2 separate regions of the Homo sapiens genome follow, and region 1 is linked to region 2. The links are chromatin loops, found by intact Hi-C in ENCODE. Cell type or tissue: IMR-90. All regions are shown on one strand. Each heading gives the region's core, and the rest is flanking DNA. Links, peaks and the distances in the headings are about the cores only.

Region 1 (2,904 bases), core at 212-2,711, 60 kb after region 2:
AGGGTGCTGATTACATCCCTCAAACTGCACAACTGTGACCGTCACTGCTGGCTGATACTTCGCAGAAGGGCGCAGGGGGCAACTGTTGATGTGGCAGGGCTATGTTAGCATTCTTTACCTTACCTTCGCTTGAGGACTTAAGATAATAGCAGCTACCACAGAAATAATGGAAACAAAAATTCTTTTATTTTAATTTGTATCCGTTCTTACGGTTTCTTTATACTCCTCCTCAATTCAAAATGAATCTAAGCACATTTAGATATTGATTCCAATTAAGATATTTAATATGTCTTATCTTCTGTAAACTAGTCCATTTTGTGTTGATATAAAGGAATTCCAGAAATTGGGTAACTTATTTACAAAAAAAAAAAAGGAGGTTTTTTTGGCTCATAGTTCTGCAGGCTGTACAAGAAGCACAGTGCTGGCATCTGCTTCTGGGTGGGGAAGCCCAGGAAGCTCACAGCCATAGCAGAAGGGGAAAAGGCAACAGGTATGTCACATGGCAAGAAAGGGAGCAAGAGGGATGCCAAGATCTTTTAAACAGCCAGCTCCCACATGAGCTAATAGCATATTATTATGTCAGGACTTATCCGCTTGGAAGTGACAAAAAAAATTCAAACTAGCTTAAACAGAAAGGATATTTGTGGGCTCAGGCAGAGCTAGAGCCAGGGGTTCAACCAATGTCACTGGGACTCTCTTTCCTTCTCTTTGTCTTTGAGCTCTGCTTTCCTGCTGAAGGCTGGCCTCTTCTTCTCGCACTGGAAAAGGACTTCCTCCCTATAGCTGGAGAAAGTGCCACTTAATAGCCTCAAGCTTATATTGTCTGAGCCAAAGACCACCAGCAAAAGAGAACTTCTTGGTATTCCAATTATAGACAAAGATTCTTCCATCACATGCGCAGCTGTTGCCAGGGGCATAAGATGATCTGATTGGCCAAGCCCAGGTCACTTCCCTTTCCCTATAGATGGGGACAGAGTGGGAGGCTGGGGTTGACAGCCCCAGGAGAACCACAGGGGGACAGGGAAGAGCAGTGAGCAGATGAAGCAATACGTGTCCATTTATACATTTGCCTTTGTGTTAAAATAACAAGAACTTGATGAGAAAGACCAAACTGGACAGCACTCATGGGGTGGGAAGGACTCCTCTCTGGGACATAATTGACCATATGTAAGGTCTAGCTGTTAAAAAATCTACTATAGTCATAAGCATAACCTATAAGATCGTATTTCTAGAACAGAGGAGGTAAGCCTCCCTCCAGAGGAGCCCTTGTTCATACAGTACTGAAGGACAGCCACAATGGACGAGGGTGTCAATTTGTTCTGCAGATGAGATGAGGACCGATGAGCAAAGATTAAAAGACAGAACAGTGGCAAATGTTACTGGCTTGGGACTGGTTTCTTAAGCTAGAGGGAACTTTTAGGAATGACCTAAGGCAGCGGTCCCCAACCTTGTTGGCACCAAGGACTAGTTTCGTGGAAGACAATTTTTCTACAGATGTGGGGCAGCAAGGCAGCGTGGTTTAGTGATGAAACTGTTCCACCTTAGATCATCAGGCATTAGACAGATTCTCATAAGGAGTGCGCAACTTAGATCCCTCGCATGCACAGTTCATAAAAGGGTTCGCACTCCTATGAGAATCTAATCCTGCTGCTGATCTGACAGGAGGCTGAGCTCAGGTGGTAATTGTTCACATGCCGCTCACCTCTTGCAATGCGGCTCAGAACCTAACAGGCCATAGATGGTACCAGAACCCCTGGCCTAAGAGGCTCACAGAAAAAATGGAAAGGGTGGAAATTTAAGAGAAACCAAGGGGACTCCAGAAACCAGGCTGCAAGATCCAGGCATAGGCAGGAGAGGGAGGATCTGTGCCCTCAATTTTGGCAGAGGAAGCCCTGGATGGGAGGCAGCCCTGGGCGAGGAGGGGCATCTTCCTCTGATGGAGATTGGGGAGCCAATAGAAAGGAAGATCTGGCCAGGCACAGTGGCTCATGCTGTAATCCCAGCACTTTGAGAGGCCGAGGCAGATGGATCACCTGAGGTCAGGAGTTCAAGACCAGCGTGGCCAACATGGTGAAACTCTGTCTCTACTAAAAATACAAAATCTAGCCGGGCATGGTGGCAGGTGCCTGTAGTCCCAGCTACTCAGGAGGCTGAGGCAGGGGAATAGCTTGAACTCAGGAAGGGGAGTTGCAGTGAGCCAAGATCGCGCCACTGCACTCCAGCCTGGGCGACAGAGTGAGACTCCATCTCCAAAAAAAAAGGGCCTGGAGCTGCACTCCTGAAAGATAAACAATAGATATTTGCCACACAGGCATACAGATTCCACATGAGAAAATCTGCTGGCGACCGAGTCTGGCCAGGAGCAGAACAGGCAGCCTCACAGGGACATGAAGGCTGTCCACCTCTCGGGGGGTGTGGCTGAACCTCTTGGAGCCCTTCCACCCTAAGCCTCTGGCACTATCACTCCCTCAGCTTGCCAGCCCATCCTATCTCAATAATTTTCTTCTTCTGAGCCAGGGGAGGCCATCCTCCGAGGGCTTCCTCAACTTCCCTCTTCCTTGCTTCTGAGAAAAAGCTGATCTTCCAACTCACATGCTGTGTACCCACTCCTCCTGACTCCTCCCCAATTCACGTGCTCTGTACCCACTCCTCCCACACAGTGCTCCTTCCATCCACTGCCCTCTCCTTCCCATTTGTCTCTGGATGGTGCTGTTCTCTCTCCCTCTCTCTCCCCCCGTCCCCAGCCCCCGACTGCCCCTTCCAAATACAAACATACTCAGGAGACATCCGCTATCTACTTGACACTTTTTATGAATTCCCATGCCAGTGTAGAACCTAGAAAAGCCAGATATTTGCAAGCCTCTCTTGTAAATAGGGTGCAGTCGCTCAGGTTAGAGTGCAGTG
Region 2 (2,904 bases), core at 301-2,800:
CTTAAGCAGGTTTTTACCTTTGCCGTCCTCTAAGCGACCTCCTTGTGTTCCATTTCACAGGCTCCCCATTATCAGGCTGTATTTATTCCCCTTCCCCTCCCTACAGCTGCCTGGTCTTCCTAACTAGGCTGAAAGTGCCTGAGCTGGTTTGACTGCAGCTCCTCTGCTGGCTCCAGAGCCTGGGACAGGAAGGAGGCTGTGGAGTGGGAGAAGCCTGAGGCAGGCAGCCCAGGCGGGCCCATGGGGCTGTGCTCACTGTGACAGCTGGGCCACATGCCTGCCATTCCCTGCAGCGTGCTCATCCTCTTGATATAGGGATGCTATTGGCTGCCCAGCCAGTGAGGCCTTGGGCTCTGGGACCAGACGCCCTGCTGCTTTTAGGGCAAGGCCAGTGGGGACAGGCTAGGACAGGCGTCAGCTTTCTTTCTCTCCTTGCATGGCCAGGGCCTGCAGCCCGTTTTCTGATTTGTGTGTATTATTAGGTCCCAGGGATTCCTGCAGCCTGGGTGAGCCTCAGTGGGTGGGGCCCACCCGGATTCCCACCCCACTCTGTGGAGGAACTGTATCCGGAATCTGAGCTCTGTCCAGGGTCCTCAGCCCGGCTGAGAGAGACCTGGCCCACTGCCTGCTTCCAGGCAGAATGAAGAAGGTGCCATTTCTCATCCCCACTGTCCATGAGGCCACATGAGGCCTGCCTTGCTTAGATGTCCCTCCGGCACCCTGCACCTGATGGCTTCTTTCTGTTCCCTAGATTATCCTAGCTCACGGCTGACAAGGGCCTAACAGCCTCCTCCTCTTGGTAACATACGAGCAAGTTTACCAGGGTGGATAATATCGTGACTCAATGGGACCTACTGCTCCTGGAGGGGTGGGTGGGGTCCCATCCAGGGCAGGGCCCACCTTGCCCCACAGGCAGGGCCCTGTTAGGCTAAGCTTCGGGCTGGGAGAAAAGCGAACTCTTCTGCCCTTTCCGACGCCTAAGGACCATCGACTGGAGGGAGAGGGGCCCTGCGTTTTTGCACGGGGGATATGGGCAGAGGCCGGCGTATTTAGGAAAGTGAACCCCCTTCATTGACTGCGTTTAGCCAGGGGAAGCCAGCCCCTGCCCAGGCCCATCCCAGGGTCGCAGAGGTAACGCTAAACAGGGCGCCTTGGAGCTGACCGCGTGGGGCGGGTTCGCGCTGCCTCGGCGTCGCCCGCCTCTGAGCGTGTGGGTGGGGGTGCTTAGGGCCCTGGCCAGGCTTAGGAAGCAGATCTGGCTGGATCTGATAGCTCTTACCTTGGTTTGAACGTTTGTGCGAAGAGCTGATTGCCCTGGAGGCGAATTCCCGAGAAGCCGCGGGAGAGCCGCGTGAGTGTGCCCAGCTGGGGCGTCCGAGGGCGAATCCGGCTAGGGTGCCTTTCCTGCGGCGCGGAGCCTCAGCAGCACAACCCGCGTGGGGCCGCGATCGCCCTCCTTCCCTCCCTCCACAGACTGCTTTCCCCAAAGCAGGCACCCCTCAGGCCAGCCTCATCTGCGTGCCCTCACCACCCTGGGGTGTCACCTCCCCGCGGTAACCCCTCCGCCGTGCACGCCAGACGCTCAGTCCGCGGGGTGCTCGGGGCAGGGCCTGCTCCCCCTCCCCACCTCGCTCCCTCCCGGGACAGCCCCTCGGGGACCAGAGCTCCCTCTCGTGTCTTATCTGCCACATCTGTAAAGCAAGGGGCACGTTAATCGCTTCCAGGGTCTCTCTTTCTCCCCCCAGTCCTGAGCTCCTGCCTCAGTTGCCGCTCCGTAGCTCCGGAACACGCAGGCCCCCGAATGCCAACTTTGACGGGGGCGGCCTTCAAATCCCAGAGGACGCGCTCGCTCTGCGTCCCCGACTGGCGGCGCGGTGCCTGCCTCGCCTATGCAGCAGAGTTAACTCGGGGCCTTTTTGGGTGCAGGAGCTGTTCACGTCGTATTTTGCCGGTTGAGGAACTCCAGACCCAGGCCACGTCTCTTCACTGTGGGGAAAAAAAGCCACTTGTGAAAAACTTATCCCCCGTGGCATGGACTGCGTAGGAGACAGTGAATGAAACAAGCGACCAACCTCAGCATGAACTAAACCGAGAGACCAGGGCGGGAGGGGAGGGGAGAGGGGGAGAGTGGTCAGAGGCCGGGCTCTCTGTCTGGTGGAGACTGCCCAACCGCTGCTTCTGAAACAGCAGAGACATCTGATACACACAGAGGTCTTTTGTGAATGGCCTTTGTTTGTCTTTTGGGGGCTGTGTGGAGGGCACGACACTTTTTTTGATGGCAATCAGAGCAGGGGCTGAGACCAACCTTGGTTGATATGGTGCCGACCACAGGCTACAAACATGAGCTGAGAGGTAGGATAGTAAGTGGAGGAGAATGTCCCGCTGAGCCAGACAGCAGCAGAGGGGTTACATGGGATAACAAGACCACAATGAGGAGTTAACATTTGTGCTGCACTTAGAATAGTGCCTTGAGCAGGTGAAGTTCTATATGTGTGTTCATTGAATGCATTTTTAAAAGGATACATTTTTTTAAAACCTCAATTAGAGCTCAAGCTTTTATTCAAATAAACTTTTATTTTGGGCAAATTTGAGATTTGCAGAAAAATTTGAAGTTGCTCTGGTGGGACATAGGTTTCCATATATCCTGTACCCAGTTCCCCCTATTGTTAACACTGTACATTACCTTGGTACAACCATCACACTAAAGAATCAGTTATGGCAAATTCCATTTTTTTTTTTTTTGAGATGGAGTCTTGCTCTGTCGCCCAGGGTGGAGTGCAGTGGCACAATCTAGGCTCACTGCAACTTCCACCTCCTGGATTCAAGAGATTCTCCTGTCTCAGCCTCCCAGGTAGCTGGGATTACAGCCATGCACCACCACGCCCGGCTAATTTTTGTATTTTT

Evidence for each region. Peaks named below come from ENCODE experiments on the same cell type or tissue, not always from the same donor. Only the 100,000 strongest peaks of a DNase experiment are listed, where the experiment ranks them.
Region 1: it touches region 2 in a loop (2.2-fold over the local background); 13 of 110 quality-filtered maps call a loop at or near these places.

The regions. Positions count from the first base shown.
Region 1 is chr1:229,345,760-229,348,663 of GRCh38, reverse strand. No RefSeq gene overlaps it. Among named protein-coding and RNA genes, the nearest start is that of CCSAP, 4.2 kb to the right of the region's middle. In IMR-90, for the core only: no CTCF peak of the experiment used is centred there; no DNase peak of the experiment used is centred there; H3K27me3 peaks cover 1,372 bases.
Region 2 is chr1:229,406,244-229,409,147 of GRCh38, reverse strand. LOC124904541 (a long non-coding RNA gene) reads right to left here and starts at 1,803. Exons shown (of 2, transcript XR_007066925.1): 1 at 1,280-1,803. RefSeq lists an enhancer at 1,171-2,136. In IMR-90, for the core only: no CTCF peak of the experiment used is centred there; no DNase peak of the experiment used is centred there; H3K27me3 peaks cover 1,723 bases.